Linked DNA regions of Mus musculus: region 1 is linked to region 2. A link is a loop called in an ENCODE intact Hi-C map of the cell type or tissue named here. Cell type or tissue: left cerebral cortex. All regions are shown on one strand. Links, peaks and the distances in the headings refer to the core of each region. The heading gives the core; the rest is flanking DNA. Region 1 has its middle 16 kb from the start of Ppp1r15b. Region 2 holds the start of Ren1 (renin 1 structural).

Region 1 (8,328 bases), core at 84-8,083, 210 kb before region 2:
GGCAGGCACTGAAGTGGCTACCACTGAAGTCACTGCTTACTGGCTTGCTCTCCATGGCTTGCTCTCCTTGGCTTGCTCAGTTTGCTTTCTGAGGACTACCTGTCCAGGACGTAAGAATTAAAGTACAGGCTGGGCGTGGTGGCACACGCCTTTAATCCCAGCACTCAGGAGGCAGAGGTAGGTGGATTTCTGAGTTCAAGGCCAGCCTGGTCTACAGAGTGAGTTCCAGGACAGCCAGTGCTACACAGAGAAACCCTGTCTCAAAAAACCAAAAAACCAAAAAAAAAAAAAAAAAGTACAATAAATAAATACATGAATAATCAATCAAGAAAATGTACCACACACCTGCCTCCAGGCCATCTAGTGGGGGCACTTTCCCAGTTGAGATACTGTTTTCCAGATGACTAGCTTGTGTCAAGTTGTCAAAAAAAAAAAAAAAAAAAAAAAAAAAAAAACCTAACAAGGACATTAAGCCACCATGCCTGGTGACATTTTCACTACTATTTTCTAGCGTTTGGCACGCTGGGGCCCGATTCACCTGCAGAAGTATCCCGAAGGTGTTCAGGATTACCAGAGTGTCTGTAGAGTCAGGGGTTGCTGCTGACTACTTAATGGGGCTCAAGCCAAAACTGAAGTAGTCCCAGAAGAATTTTTCAAAAGACTTATGGGGATATATAGTCTAAAAAAAATTTCTCTTTTGACGTGCCAGACTAGAGAGACGGCAGAGAGAGTTCTAGAACAGCCAGGAATATACAGAGAAACCCTGTCTCCAGGATATGAATGTTGTGTGTTGTATGTGCATGTGTGAGAAAGAGGAGAGAGAGACAGAGATAGACAGAGACAGAGAGACAGAGAGACAGAGAAGGGGGAGGGAGAAGGGGAGAGGGAGAGTTTATGATTTGATGGCCTCTTGTGGCCTCTGAGGGCGCTGAATGCATGCAGTACACAGGTGTAGGCAGAGCATGTACACACCAAAAAATAAAATCAACTTTTCAAAAGACAAATACTTTTTTAATACAAGGTCTGGAACTTAATATATAGACCCAAGGCTCTTTAAAAAAAGGGGGGGGGGAGGCAGGCATGGTGGCGCATGCCTTTAATCCCAGCACTCAGGAGGCAGAGGCAGGCGGATTTCTGAGTTAGAGGCCAGCCTGGTCTACAGAGTGAGTTCCAGGACAGCCAGGGCTATATAGAGAAACCCTTTCTCTAAAAACAAAACAAAAAACAAAAACAAAAACAAACAAAATAATAATAATAATAAATAAAAAAAGACAAAAAGACAAAATCTCACTCTGTAACACTAATTGACTAGGAACTCACTATGTAGACCAGGCTAGCTTCAAATTCAGAGACCCTTTGCCTCCTGAGTGCTGGGATTAAAAGTGTACACTACTATGCGTAGTCAGGCTGGCTTCCATAATGTTTTTTTAAATTAATTATTTTATTTAAGATGTATTTGTGTGCCCGGCGGTGGTGGCACATGCTTTTAATCCCAGCACTCAGGAGGCAGAGGCAGGCAGATTTTGAGTTTGAAGCCAGCCTGGTCTACAGAGTTCCAGGACAGCCAGGGCTACACAGAGAAACCCTGTCTCGAAAAACCAAACCAAACCAAACCAAACCAAAAAAAAAACAAAACAAAAAAAAAAGATGTATTTCTGCATGTATGTCTGTGGACATGTGTGTGTAGTGCCTGAGGAGGCTAAAAGGAGATCCCCTCTAGAACTGGAGTTATAGATAGTTGTTAACTGACAGGTGGGAGCTGAGAATTGAACCCAGGTCCTCTGGAAGAACCCAGATCTATTAACTCAGGGGCCAACTCTCCAGCTTTGATTTTTTGTTTTTTAGATTTATTTTATTATTATATCTTAATACACACTCTTGTTGTCTTCAGACACACCAGAAGAGGGTGTCAGATCTCATTATGGGTGGTTGTGAGCCACCATGTGGTTGCTGGGATTTGAACTCAAGACCTTCGGAAGAGCAGTCAGTGCTCTTAACTGCTGAGCCATCTCTCCAGCCCCTTGGTTTTGTTTTCGAGACAATTTCTCAATGTGTAGTGGGGCTTCCAGGCTTGGAACTCATTCTATAGACCAGGTTGGTCTCAGACTTAGAGATCTACCTGCCTCTGCTCCACACATACTGGGATTAAAGGCATGCCTTGCCAGTTTTGTTTTTGTTTTGTTTTTTTTTTCGAGACAGGGTTTCTTTGTATAGCCCTGGCTGTCCTGGAACTCACTCTGTAGACCAGGCTGGCCTCTAACTCAGAAATCCGCCTGCCTCTGCCTCCTGAGTGCTGGGATTAAAGGCGAGCACCACCACGCCCGGGTCTTTGGTTTTGTTTTAAGCAAATTTCAATAGCCAGGCCTGGTGGCTGACTCCTATTGTCACAGTATGGGGAAGCTGTGACACAGGGAGACTACTGAAGTCACTCTGCAGCCAAGAGTGACCAGTCTCAAAACAATCAAAACAACATCATACACATGCTCACACACGTGCACACACACACACACCCCAGGAGAAAATTACCCTCTGGCTCTCAAATATCACTTTTAAGAAACACTTGAGGGCCTTATTTATTCTCCGTTCCTTGCCCTCCTTCTCATATTACCAATTAAAATTACAGCTTTCTCTGACCTCACCTTGTCAACATTTCTAGTTGTTTCTTGGCCACTCCTCCACCTATCAGCAAACTTCTTGAGAGTAGTGGTTGGCGTGAGCGGGTATACAGAAGTGTGCCTGGGGGCTTCTTGTCGATAACTATGTGTTGAGTATGTTCATTGTCTTCACGTCACCTCTCATTTAGCCCTTACTGCAATGTGGTCGACACAGCAATGTCTGTTTAGAATCAGACAGGCCACAACTGGGGATGGAAATAGACATAGAACTTAAAGGTCCTTGGAGAAAAGCTACAGTAAGGTTTAATTTGTAGAATGTAATTATAAAACTCAGTGTGGCCAGGGACACAACATCAATTAATTTAAATGTCACTGATAGGGTTCCTGTTAATTTATGAATTCAAACGTGAACAAATCAGTGGGGGCTTTTCTTTTCCAGAATTAATACGATGTATGAAAAGACTATATCACCCTGGAGACTGCTAACATTGACTTTGGATTCCCAGCAATGCTCCTCTGAATCCACAAGATGGCGCTGACTCACCAGGTCAGAGTGACGGATGGGCCGGTGGTTACTGACAGTCTAATGGCAATTGCTCCCTTGGAAGGTCTCCTTCCTTATTGAACAACCCCTGCCTGGCTCTGGCTTGCCTGCCCATTCAAGCCTGACTCCACCTTCTTGAGGTGACTACCCGGAAGTGGGGCTGGTCCTTATTAGAAACCCAAAGTTTATATTTGAACACAAATAAACGAGGGTGTTCTTCCTGCTAAACACAGCAAATGAGTGAAGGGGCTCGGACAGTTTCTAGAGTTTTCCAGCTATAGTACTTGCCTCCTGTGCGCATTCCACCCTGGGGCAGTGGTTCCAAGGGAGTTGTACACATGACTGGCCTGCGAGGAGGAAAAACACGAGCCATTTGATTGTGCGCACACACACATGCGCACACACACACACACACACACACACCCCGCCCCGTGGCAACTACACAGCCAAGGCCAAGCAGACTTAAGGCTGTACTTTGGTGGGTTGGTATTGGCCCCAAATGAGCCAAAGTCAGATGTAGATGAAATGCTGCTCTACGTCCTTCCATTCTGTGTCCCTGAGTCAGTCCTCCGCGTGTTTGCATATGATTTCCCTGTACCTGCAGTGACCCAGGCGACTTCCTGCAGTATCACCCAATGCATCTCTCTTGGTTTGTTTGATTTGACTTCAGAAAGAGGATGGGCACTTTCCTTTGTCTGGGAATTTGCATAAAAGGTTTCTTTTTCTTGTACTTCTGATCTTTTTTTTTTTTTTTTTTTTTTTTTTGAGAAGACGGTGCGGGGGAGCGTGCAGGGTGTGGGTGGGTGGGGGATGGGGGTTAATGGGGGGGGGGTAGACAGTCACCTTTAAGTAGAGTTCCTTCTCCAAGATAACTTTCCAAGAGTGACCTCTCAGTTGGTGAGAGGTGGGGCCATGGGAGTGGAGGGTTGGTAGGGGTGGGGTGTACCCAACATTGCCTGAAGGAGGATGCTTTTTTTGTTTGTTTTGTTTTGTTTTGTTTTGTTTTGTTTTGTTTGAGACAGGTTTCTCTGTATAGTCCTGGCTGTCCTGGAACTCACTTTGTAGACCAGGCTGGCCTTGAACTCAAAAATCTGCCTGCCTCTGCCTCCCAAGTGCTGGGATTAAAGGCTTGTGCCACCACGCCCATCGAGGATGCTTTTTATAGAGGCAAATCCTGCTGGGGAATCCGGGACTGGGGGGCAACTGTGTGCTCCTGCAATTCATTTTCTACCTTGGCCCAGGTGGATGAGGAATTAGTCCACTAGTGCCCCTTCCTACCCTCCCACTCCGCACAGACCGCTTCAGGGCCCCTGGAAGGTTTGCCTCTCTTGATCAGGTTTCATTTTTCCTCTAAAGGTTTCCTGGTGATGATGTCATCTCTATGCCCAAAGGGTTCCTGAGAGTCTCCTACAACCAAACAGCCCTCATGCCAAGTTGCGTTGTAACAGTAGCTGTGTAAACACTACCACAGTCAAAATTCCCCTCTTGCTCTTTCGTGTCTAACCCCAGCTCCAACCTCCAGATTTGGACAGTTGTTTGTCTGCTTGGGTTTTTATTTTAAAACGTTTTATAACTCATCCATTTGTTATATTTTAATTCTTTATTGTTTAGATGTACACTGATATTTGTTGTTGTTAGTTTTTTTGTTTGTTTATTTTTTTGAGACTGTTTTTTATTTTGTATAGCCCTGGCTGTCCTGGAACTCACTCTGTAGATCAGGCTGGCCATGAACTCAGAAATCTACCTGCCTCTGCCTCCCAAGTGCTGGGATTAAAGACATGTGTCACCACTGTCCAGCCAGTATGTGGTTTCTTTTATACCAGAGCAAAGCAGGAAATGAAGACACAATTGCCATCATCACGTCTTAATCCTTGGAGACTATAACCTCCCAAGATTGGTCTGAAGGGTCTCAGATTCCATTAATTAAGGAATTCCTCAATTCCACCATATTTAAGTAGTGTAGGCACTGTAGTTAATTTCGGTTTTTGTCCGAAGTCATTTCTTGGGTCTTTCCAATAAGATTAGTCTTGCACTTGGCAGTAGGTGATCACGCGTTCTTTGGTAACATGCTTCAGCCCCTCTCCCATGAGCAGCTCAGCTTCCATGCAGTCTGGACACCAGCTCTCCCTCAGGCATCCTTGGAACCTCTGACACGGCAAGAATAGTCTTGTCATGGCCCTCCTTCACAATCTGGTCCACAGCCCGGGTGAACTTTAAGCCAGACACACTGGCCACCTTCAAGGTAGCCACGGCTACTCTACATTTATTTATTTTGTGTTTATAGGTCTTTTGCTTGCATGTTTGCCTGCACCGTGTGTGTACAGTGCCCAAAGAGACCAGAAGAGGGCATCAGGTCCCCTGGGAATGGTTATGAGCTGCCATGGGGGTGCTGAGAATTGAACCTGGGTCCTCTGGAAAAGGAGCCAGTGTACTTAACTGCCAAGCCATCTCTTCAGCCCCTAATTTTTTTAGATTTTGAGACAGAGTTCATGTTGCCCAAGTTAGTCTCCACTCACTACATAGTCAAACATGACCTTGAACTTGACCCTCACTCTTCCTCCCACCCGACAAGAACAGAGATTACAGGCTGTGCCACCATACCAGGCATGGTGGTTTGAATAGGAACAGCTCCTATAGACTCATGTTTGAATCCTTGGCCATAGGGAGTGGCACTACTAAGAGCTGTGGCCTTGTTGGAGGAAGTGTGTCACCCTATAGGTGGGCTTCGAGGCCATATATATTTAAGCTACATCTAGTGTGGTACACAATCTCCTCCTGGCTGCCTTTGGATCAGGATGTAGAACTCTCAGCTCTTCTAGCATCATGTGTGCCTGCATGTTGCCAGGCCTCATGCCATGATGATAATGGACTGAACCTCTGAACTGTAAGCCAGCCCCGGTTAAATGTTTGCCTCTATAAGAGTTGCCATGGTCACGGTGTCTCTTCACAGCAGTAAAACCCTAAGACATCAGGTTTATAAGCAGTTTTTTAAAAATGCATTCTGTGGGTTCGAGAGATGGCTTCACAATTAAGAGCACGGAAAGCTCTTGCTGGAGGACCTGTGTCTGGTTCTTAGCACGCCACATTGATGATTCACAACTGCAACTCCAGCCCCAAGGGTATACAGTGCTTCTGACCACCAAGAACATCTTCATGTATGTGCACAAACGCACAAACCCACACATACACACAGTTAAAAATAATAAAAGTAAGTCTTAAAAATATTTTCTAGAGAGGCTAGAAGATGGCTTAGTGGTTAAGAGCACTGACTGCTCTTCCAGAGGACCTGTGTTCAATTCCCAGCAACCACATGGTGGCTCACAACCATCTGCAATGAGATCTGATGTCTTCTTCTGGTGTGTCTTAGGACAGCAATGGTGTACTCACGTAAAAAAATAAATTAAAAAAGAATCTTTAAAAAATATTTTCTAAATGTAACTCTCTTGATATTTTTTGAAGTTTTTTTTTTGGAGTTTTTTTGAAGTTTTTTTTTTTACTAGATATTTTCTTTATTTACATTTCAAATGTCATCCCCTTTCCTAGTTTCCCCTCCAAAAAAATCCCCTATCCCCTTCCCTCTCTTTTTTTTTATATTATTTATTATATGTAAGTACACTGTAGCTGTCTTCAGACACTCCAGAAGGGGGAGTCAGATCGCGTTACGGATGGTTGTGAGCCACCATGTGGTTGCTGGGATTTGAACTCCGGACCTTTGGAAGAGCAGTCGGGTGCTCTTACCCACTAAGCCATCTCACCAGCCCCCCCCCATGATATTTTTTGGACAGGTATTTCCTCAAGTGTGTGTCTTATTGTTTTGGGGGGATTTGGTTGTGGCTGGGGCTTTTTTGCTTTGTTTTTAAATTAGATATTTACTTTATTTACATTTCAAATGTCCACTTTCCTGGTTTCTCCTCCAAAACCCCCCTGTCCCCTCTTCCTTCCCCCTGCACACCAGGCCTGCTTCCTGGCCCTGGCATTCCCCTATACTGGGTCATAGAGCCTTCACAGGACCAAGGGCCTCTCCTCCCATTGAGGGCTATCCTCAGCTACATATGCAGTGTTTTTTTTTTTTTTTTAAATTAAAGATTTATTGGGATTGGAGAGATGGCTCAGAGGTTGAGTACTGACTGCTCTCCCAGAGGACCCAGGTTCAAATCCCAGAGTCCACATGGCAGCTCACAAGTGTCTGTAACTCCAAGACCTGATACCCTCACACATGCGTGAAGGCAAAACACCAATGCAATACAATAAAAAAATTAATTTAAAAAGATGAATTTTTGGGCTGGAGAGATGGCTCAGCAGTTAAGAGCACTGACTGATCATCCGGAGGTTCTGAGTTCAAATCCCAGCAACCACATGGCGGCTCACAACCATCTGTAATGAGATCTAATGCCCTTTTCTGGTGTGTCTGAAGACAGCTTCAGTGTACTCACATATAATAATAATAATAATAAAAAAAGATGAATTTTTTTAACACATGGGGTGGTGGTTGTTGTTGTTGTTGGTGGTGGTATTGGTAGTGGTAGCGGTGGTGGTGATGTGTGTATGTGTATGAGTGTGGTGTGTGGCAGCTGTGAGCCCCCTGCGGTGCATGCTGGGAGTGGAACCCAGGTGTTCTGCAATAGCAGCAACTGCTCTGTAACTTCTGAGTCACCTCTCCAGCCCTGGTTGTTTGGGTTTTTGTTGTTGTTGTTGTTTTGTTTGTTTTGTTTTTTAATTTTTATTTATATGAGATCACTATAGCTGTTTTCAGACACACCAGAAGAGGACATCAGTTCCCATTACAGATGTTTGTGAGCCACCATGTGGTTGCTGGGAATTGAACTTAGGACCTCTGGAAGAGCAGTCAGTGTTCTTAACCTCTGAGCCATTTCTCCAGACCAGTTCTTTGTTTTTAAGACAAGTTCTTAGTATGTAGCTCAGCCTACTTGAATGCTGGGATTATAGGCATGGACCACCATGCCCAGCTCTGTTTTAAATTAACTACTTAATTATTACTTAATTATTTATTTAATCTTATTTTTGAGACCAGGTCTCACTATGTAACTTTGGCTGACCCAGCTCTCCTCTCCTCTCCTGTCTTCTCCTGTCTTCTCCTCTCCTCTCCTCTCCTCTCCTCTCCTCTCCTCTCCTCTCCTCTCCTCTCCTCTCCTCTCCTCTCCTCTCCTC
Region 2 (8,328 bases), core at 209-8,208:
GAACGAAACAAAACAGAAACGAAACAAAAACTTCCAACTGCCAAGGACCTAATATATAGCAAACGCTCAGTGAATGAGAGAGAGAGAGAGAGAGAGAGAGAGAGAGAGAGAGAGAGAGAACCCTCTGCAGGACACAAGACATGCATAATCAATGCTTGTTATTCAAGGCATCATCTCCTTTGGGGGCATTCTCAAAAGTCCTCTCCTGTCCCAAGATATCTGAGAATTCTCAGCAGCCTTCCATTTAGAAGGGTGTTGTTGTCTCTGAGGCAAAACCACATTTCTTACCGCACAACTAGAGACTGAGACCAGTTTCTCTCATTGTCATTGCTGCTCAGAGCCAGCAGAAAAGCACTCATGACACACACTTAGAATAATAGTGCATCTGAGCCAGGACTGCCCTTGGGGTCCATTCAGCTGTTTCATGGGGGCCAAGAGAGGGGAGAGAGGGGTCCAACCTCAATGTCACACAGCAAGTTCTCAGTAGAACCTAGGGCTTTCCTGTGCTCATCGCCAGTCTCTAGTTCTTCTTGCATTTGATAAGTAGCAAACTCCATTGTGGCCAAGAGGCATGGACACAGACATCACTTGGCTGCAAAGGGATGGAGGCGATACCCTGGAGGCCACACCTCTCAGCCACAGCAGAAGACCGTCCATGATGTCAGGGTCTCCCTTGTAGAATTGATGGGCCATTTGAAGTGGTCCCTGAGAAATAATCAGGAAGAAGGGTAGAGTGGGTACCTTAGGGAGAGTAAATACTGCCAGCCAGGGTCAGGTCACTTCGACAGCTCTGCCAGGCTTCTGAGAGGGTACAGGGAAGAAGGAAGGGGGCAAAAGGATAGGTCTAAGGGAGTGAAGGGCCAGTAGGAGGGGGTCAGCTGGAAGCCAGCTGCGCTTGAGACCTCCTTTCTTTTAGAGCTACCCTTCTGTCCACTATCACTAACCCCAGGAGGGGACACCCCACCCCTCTCCCTGATGCCAGAGGTTAGATGACAGGTTACTTTTCCAACTAGGCAGCAGCCAAAAGGAATCACCCATGATCAAGATGGAAGACTAGGGCAGAGCCTAGGAGGAGCCAGCCAGGGGTGATTTGAAGGTTAATATAGAAGATGCAGGCTCAGGGGCATGAGTGGTAGGGTCTGAGTTAGAGGTTTGAAGCCAGGGTCTATGCTGTCTGTACCCTGACCTCATGCTTGAACAGCACAGTTCCTCATTAGACTCTGTCTAAGCTAGAGGTTGCGGGGCCAGGCCAAACAGGGACTCTAGAGTCATTGGGCTCAGCCACCCTTCCCACACCCCCATGCCTGCCACCACTCTGCTCTGTGACCAGGTCCTGCTTATCCTATACCTACCTAGCTTGGTCTCACAGGCTAAGATTTATCAGAGCTGCCCTGCCATGGGCCTTGTTGGGCACCTGGCGTGGGGAAATAAAGGAGGTGGGCGAGACTCACCAGAGCTCAGAGAGACTGGGCGGGCAGACAGCAGGGGAAGGCACTGGGTGGTCTGGCAGCTGGAAATGCTGGGAGGCCTTCTTGGGGGAGATTAGATAAAGCTCTTCAGGGGAAGGCCTATTCCATGACTCCAGCATGGTGAGTCTAGATGAAAGGAGGTAGTCTATGGTTTTAGAGCTTTATTGTAGAAGAGAGAGAGAGAAGGTAGAGAAGTAGAAGCCAGTCATTGCCATGAAGAAGGAAGGGGGAGAAGGAGAGCGAAAGGTAAGAGTAAGAAAACAAGAGCTTTAGGAGAGAGACAAGAGAGAGAGGAGGAGGCAAGCAGCCAGGTAACTCTGGGGGTGGAGTCTGGACAGCCTACATGACTGATGGCCACAGAATTATGGAGCTGGGTCCTTGGCCAGAAAACAGGCTGCCTTTCATGGTCCCACAGGCCCTGGGGTAATAAATCAAAGCAGAGCCTGTGATACATGGTGTGTATAAAAGAAGGCTCAGGGGGTCTGGGCTACACAGCTCTTAGAAAGCCTTGGCTGAACCAGATGGACAGAAGGAGGATGCCTCTCTGGGCACTCTTGTTGCTCTGGAGTCCTTGCACCTTCAGTCTCCCAACACGCACCGCTACCTTTGAACGGTAACTTGGGCAGAGAAGGGGTGGCAGGGTACAGGAACTGGCATCTTACTAACGCCCTCAGCTGTCTATACGTTGGATCATCCAGTCCTTTTGGCCAGCCAGTCAGGGATGTATGATCCTGCTCTGACAATCCTAGGGACTAGCCGAAAGCCCTAGTGGACGGCCATAATTAAGGGGTACCACAACTCCCCCTTCTACTACTTTTTTAAAAGGGAGGGGTCACTGGAGTGATTGTGTCATTTGTGGTAAAAATTTTGGGTGGAGTGGAAGTATCAGAAGAAACATGTAGGCCAAAGGAGTAACATGACTATCAGTTAATTAATCTAGATAGACATTAAGTTTTCCTTGCGATCATGTAACTTCCCCCAAGTTCAGCAGCCCTTTGGCTTTGGCGAGAGAGTTCATCTGTAGCTGGAAGACCTCAAGTCTGTCCTCTGTGGGGTTCAGCTCGTGTCTCTGGATCTCAGCGTGTGTCTCGGGAGTCTTCCGTCAGATGAGGTGTCTGGAGGAAGGCAGCTTTGTGGTCTGCAGGTCTCAGGAGACAGCGCTGTCTCTACTGGATCTGTGGCTGCAGGCACTGTCCTTTTCTTTTGTGGGGATAAACCTGTGGGGTAATCACAGCAGAGGAGCAGAACCCTAGCAGCAGGATGTCTGCATAGGGTGGATGGGGAACGTTAAGCCTGCAATGGTTTGCTTGGGAGCACATCCTGGCCCGTTGTTAGGATCCTAGAAAAGCAAGGGTGTTTGAGGAATGTAGTCCTGGAAGGCATCCTTTAAGTCTGCTTTGGGTGGCTAAGGAGGAAAATATCATGTTAATTGTGTATCTGGGATAGGCAGTAACAGATTGTCTGCAAAAGGAAGCTGGTTGTCAGTTAAGGATTGGATGACGGTAATCAGCATGGTTAATTTGACCCGGGGAAGCACATTAGATGGCTTTTGGCCCTTAAAGGAAATCATGAATGCTACGGAGAAAAATAAACATTAAAATAAAGAAGCAAGAAAATTTTGGGTTGAAAAGCTTCACTAGCAACAGATGAGGGTAAGCAGCAAGCTAATCTCACCAATCCTCAGTCCGCCATTCAAAAACAGGATGAAAGCAGAGCCTGCTTCACCGGCTGCTTTGAAGATTTGATGAGAGGATACGCATAGCACTTCCGATGCCAGGCGGGGAACGGTGTAAGAAGCCATGGTTACAGCATGGATTACCACAGAGTGTAGGAAAGGGAAGGCTCCTGGCAGCCCCACGAGGGAGGATGAAACAGCCATTTAGTGCAGTTCTAGGGCTGTGGGAACAAGGCTTCTTGAGGCAGGAGCAGGGCAGAGGCAAGAGAAGGCTCACCCAGCAATGGTCTGGGGACTACGATGAGGAAGTCCTGAAAGAGTCGAGGCAGTGAGAGCTGTGAATCTGCTTGGTGCTTAGGAGCTGGTGGGTTGCTTTCATCCTAAATTGAGTCTCCAGACATCAGCACCCATGTTGCAGATGGGGATCCTAGGGATGTCCTCCAGGAAGGTCTGAGGACCCACTGGTCTTTGTTTCCAAAGTCCCGCCATCTTGCTCCCAGCATGCAGCAGAGAGTGTGGGACTAACTAGAGGGCGTGGGGTTCTGTGCTCCCTGCTCTGTGTAAAGTATTGAGCAAGTCACCTTGAGGGGCTGAGCAATGGGCTTTCTTCTCAAGGCCGTTGCCTTACATACACACAATGTCCAGCCTCCACGCTTAGCCTGAGCTGTGACTAGGCAAGACAACCATCAAGGTGCCAGAGGACGAAGAGGTTAGTGAATGCTCAGAACCGTGCAGCATGCCCTCAGCATCAGGTGGCTCTATCCCCGTTGTCCCTGTAGGCTAGGCTTGTGGAGAGCACTCAGGGGAAATGGACCCATTGGCTGGGATCCTTGGTGAGAGCATCTAGGTATGGGCTCAGGTCATGTCTTGAAAGATTAAGGATCTAGGAGAGGAATAGAAGGGGGTTTTTATGTTTATTTTCTTTTGGGACAGAGCCTCATTATGGAGCCTGGAACTCACTATATAGACCAGACTGGACTCAAACCCACAGAGATCAGCCTTCCTCTGCCTCCTGAGTACTGAAACTAATGTCATGCCCTACCACACAACATAGAGGTTTTCTAAAAGAGGAAGGGTCATAAAGAACAGCAAAGCATGGGTCTTTTCAGGAAATGGTGGAGAATAGACCTGTCTTCCTCCCTTGAAGAGTGGGGAAATAAAACACACCCATCTGGTGAGATGGCTGGGGTCAACTAAAACAAGAGTGGAAATACTTGTAAACCGTGCTAGGACTAAGTCATTTCTGCTGGAGATTACTCGGATAGGTGTGAAATATGGGCAAAGCTGGGAGGTGAGGGCACGGAGTGCTGGGAGGAAGGTTAGGGCTCACACTGGAGAAGAAAGAGGGCTCTCTGGATGTCTGGGAAAGCCCTGGCTCAGGGCTGGTGGCATCTTCCTCCAACTGCAAAACAGTCTGCCTGGTCCCGGCAGTCCTGGGTAGGAAAGACAGACAGACAGAGCTTGGACTGTCTCTGTTTGGCATTTCTGAGTCATCTTCATCCCTGTGAACCTTCAATGTCTCCGCCGCCGCTGCCGCCGAAAACCAGGGAGCTAGCCGTCATGTGGTTTGTATGAGGGTGCGTGCCAGGCAGCTGGCCTGTGGCCAGGAGTAGCTCAGGGAGCTGCTGTTCTAAATGAAATCTCTTGAATTTTGCCAGTCAATAATGATTGGAGGTGAGGAGGGGCCCAGGATTCAGGCCCAAGACACATCAGTCCCCAGGTGAGGCACACAGGCAAGCTATAGACACTGGCCGATCCAATCCGAGTCAAGCTAGGTTCATTGGGCACATATCACCTGGTTCTGTGATACCCCAGGGAGCAACAAGTCCTTGCAGCCTGCTGTGGGCATCTGCTGCCACTTACAGGCCATCCGTGGTACTGCCTTGCCCGTCAATCCGAGGAGCTGGCAAGAGGCTGTATAGACCTTTATGTTCCTCTCCAGAACAGTGAGGCTTAGAGTAGGTGTTCAACACACGATGATGATAATGGTAGATAGATGAACAGACGGACTGACTGATGGACAGATGGGTGGATGGACAGACGGATGGACGGATGAACAAACTGCTTTATCTAACTAAAATAAGATCTGGGAATTACTTAGTACCAGAATAAGTGACTCCAAGAAACCCCAGGGAACTAAAAGTGATTCGTAATTGCATGGGAGAGGGTTAGTGTTAGACATACCAAAAAGCAAGGCAACATTTGGGCTCTGTCAACATTGGAGCACTGCACGACTCTTCTGTTTTTCTTTCTCTACCCTGGAGCAGAATCCCGCTCAAGAAAATGCCTTCTGTCCGGGAAATCCTGGAGGAGCGGGGAGTGGACATGACCAGGCTCAGTGCTGAATGGGGCGTATTCACAAAGAGGCCTTCCTTGACCAATCTTACCTCCCCCGTGGTCCTCACCAACTACCTGAATGTGAGTCCTAGCTCATCTGCTATCTCCTTTTCTCTCTGGGACTAGCAGGCCCCCACTCCTTCCACACCATGTTTGACTGAGAGCCAAAGAGCACCCCATAGAACTCCTATTTACCAGCCGAGAAGTCTGGTGGGGAGGGGCTGTTGTGATTGTTTTGTTGTTTGGTTTGGTTTGTTTTTGAGACAGGGTCTCACTGTGTAGCCTGGCAAGCCTGGAACTCACTTTGTAGACCAGATTGACCTCGAACTCACAGAGTTCTACCTACCTCTGCCTCCCAGGTGCTGGGATTAAAGGCATGTGACATCATGTCCAGCCATTTTGATTGCTTTGATTAAGCTTCCATGCCCCAGTGAGCCTCCTGTATCCCAGGACAGCAGAAGACAATGCTGAGTCCTCACATCTCAGCAAAAAGAAAGCCAAGAGCCAAGAAGGGGTCCAGACATGCCCCCCCCAAACCAGAGGCCCCAAGCCCTGAAGTCACCCCCATCTCTCTGGGCCCCATTTTCCTTCTGCCCCCGCCACAGACCCAGTACTACGGCGAGATTGGCATCGGTACCCCACCCCAGACCTTCAAAGTCATCTTTGACACGGGTTCAGCCAACCTCTGGGTGCCCTCCACCAAGTGCAGCCGCCTCTACCTTGCTTGTGGTAAGAGTCAAGCCTCGTGCCTCTCCCCCAGCTCTGCCTGCTGCACCTATGACCTGCTTCTCCTCAGCTCCACACCACTGATCTGAGGAAGAGAGAGGAAGTGTCTCTCTTCTTTCTGAAATGGCAACCAAGGTGAATAAGCCAGCTTTGGGAAGTGCCTGGGCACCTGGAAGGCCTTTTGCCAGTGTCCCAAGGATTCAGACAGGAACAAAGTTGTAAACCCACTCCAGGTCTTGAGGCTTTTCCGATGCTCCCATGCCGAGTACTTACTCTGTGCCCAGAACCCTCTTTGGCACTATATCAGTGTTAGCAATGGCTTTAGAACTCTTTGAAACAAATGTCTCAGAAGCACGAGCACATAAGATGAAACAAAAAACCACTATCCTTGCCTGGTATACATTTTTCTTCCAAGCTGGAGACTCAGGAAACTAAACACACACACACACACACACACACACACACACACACACACCTAAGTCTTCAACCATGTTTATCACTTGTCCTGCCTCTGAGCCTTCTATGTAAATCAATCTCTCTTGTGCTGACTGGGGCCTGTAACCCTCTGCTAGGGATTCACAGCCTCTATGAGTCCTCTGACTCCTCCAGCTACATGGAGAACGGGTCCGACTTCACCATCCACTACGGATCAGGGAGAGTCAAAGGTTTCCTCAGCCAGGACTCGGTGACTGTAAGTAGGATCACCTCTATTTACCCACAGGGCCCTTGTGGTTCCAGACAAGTATACTCCAGCCCTCCTCCCTCCCCCTCCCACCCCCCTGCAGGAGCCTGGGAAGTTGAAGTGCAGCCTCCTTGGCAGCTTCTAGCCAATTGCAGGAGAGCAAACCTGCTGACACTGATGCGCAAGGCTTTGCATCTAACTTGCATGTGGGTGTGTGCCTAAACCCCACAGTCTCCTTCCTAGTAACCAGTCTGACTTTGCTAATTGAGACCAGGTTAGGAGTACTGAGATTAGGGATCAGGGGTTTGTATCTGGGCAGTTTTGATTTCTTTCCTTCAGTGTCTAAGCCTGTTCTGGCGTCTCTCAGCCCCGCTGTGCCAGAGGTAGAGAAAGACACATACAGAGGTCCAGAGGAAATCAGTGCGAGCCCTTCCCTCGCACCGCCCCCGTGGAATCTGGGGGAGGGGCAGAAAGGGAAGCCCTGGTTATGACGAGGGCATCCTCAGCCTCAGCTGGTGGGGCTAGCACGAAAGCGGGCCTCTAGGAAGGTTCCGGTCACCTGTCTGGCAGGACCTCTTTCTCAGCCTTTATAGCACGCGTCATCCCCATCTCTCTGGGCCCCAAGCATAGAGGTGTTGACAGTGTGTGCGCAGACTTGACGGAATAGTCTTACCTGCTGTACAGAGCGTGTGTGTCTCTGCTGCCCTGGTATGAAAGCCAGAGCAGACCCCAGCCGAGGTTAGGCAGTAACCTCTGTCCCTTCTGGTTCTTCTCTCACAGGTGGGTGGAATCACTGTGACACAGACCTTTGGAGAGGTCACCGAGCTGCCCCTGATCCCTTTCATGCTGGCCAAGTTTGACGGTGTTCTAGGCATGGGCTTTCCCGCTCAGGCCGTTGGCGGGGTTACCCCTGTCTTTGACCACATTCTCTCCCAGGGGGTGCTAAAGGAGGAAGTGTTCTCTGTCTACTACAACAGGTGGGCCTTTGACACCAAGGCCAGGGCAGGGAGGGGCGGAGAGCAGGGAGAGCAGCCAACGTCCAGTTCAGGATTTATATGCTTCTAATTAGGTGGTCCTCAGTCCCCATCTAGAACCACAGTAGCCAATTAGAACAAATGGAAGTCAAGCATTTGGTCCCCAGGGACTGGCCACACAGACACAGCCAGCTTCATGCCTTTGTTTATCTGTTCTCTCATTGAGCCGGTTAGTGCTCTGTTACCATGTGCTATGGTAGGCTCCAGGGGTGGACAGTGAACAGACAACCCCTGCCCTCCATCCTCACAGAGCTCACTGCCCAGCAGGGGAGATGAGAGGTACAACACAATGAGTGCCATTCTGAAGCTGCAGATGGTTTTCAGTTCTAGGCCAGGATTCTGGGCAGTTCAGCCAGGCCTGGGGAAACTGTAGTCAGTGCCCCAGCAGGGCTGAGATCTGCTGCC

The links. Peaks named below come from ENCODE experiments on the same cell type or tissue, not always from the same donor. Only the 100,000 strongest peaks of a DNase experiment are listed, where the experiment ranks them.
Region 1: it touches region 2 in a loop (5-fold over the local background); 7 of 42 quality-filtered maps call a loop at or near these places.

What each region holds. Positions count from the first base shown.
Region 1 is chr1:133,143,004-133,151,331 of GRCm38, forward strand. No RefSeq gene overlaps it. Among named protein-coding and RNA genes, the nearest start is that of Ppp1r15b, 16 kb to the left of the region's middle. In left cerebral cortex, for the core only: a CTCF peak has its summit at 3,142 (motif pointing right); a DNase peak (open chromatin) is centred at 3,149.
Region 2 is chr1:133,348,716-133,357,043 of GRCm38, forward strand. Ren1 (renin 1 structural) reads left to right here and starts at 1,959. Exons shown (of 9, transcript NM_031192.3): 1 at 1,959-2,082; 2 at 5,412-5,562; 3 at 6,087-6,210; 4 at 6,780-6,898; 5 at 7,670-7,866. The coding sequence starts at 1,991. RefSeq lists promoters at 1-1,966, 1,735-1,981, a silencer at 1,262-1,600 and cis regulatory regions at 1,350-1,372, 1,737-1,823, 1,762-1,891, 1,886-1,914. In left cerebral cortex, for the core only: a CTCF peak has its summit at 5,007; DNase peaks (open chromatin) are centred at 3,283, 4,762, 4,984 and 7,131.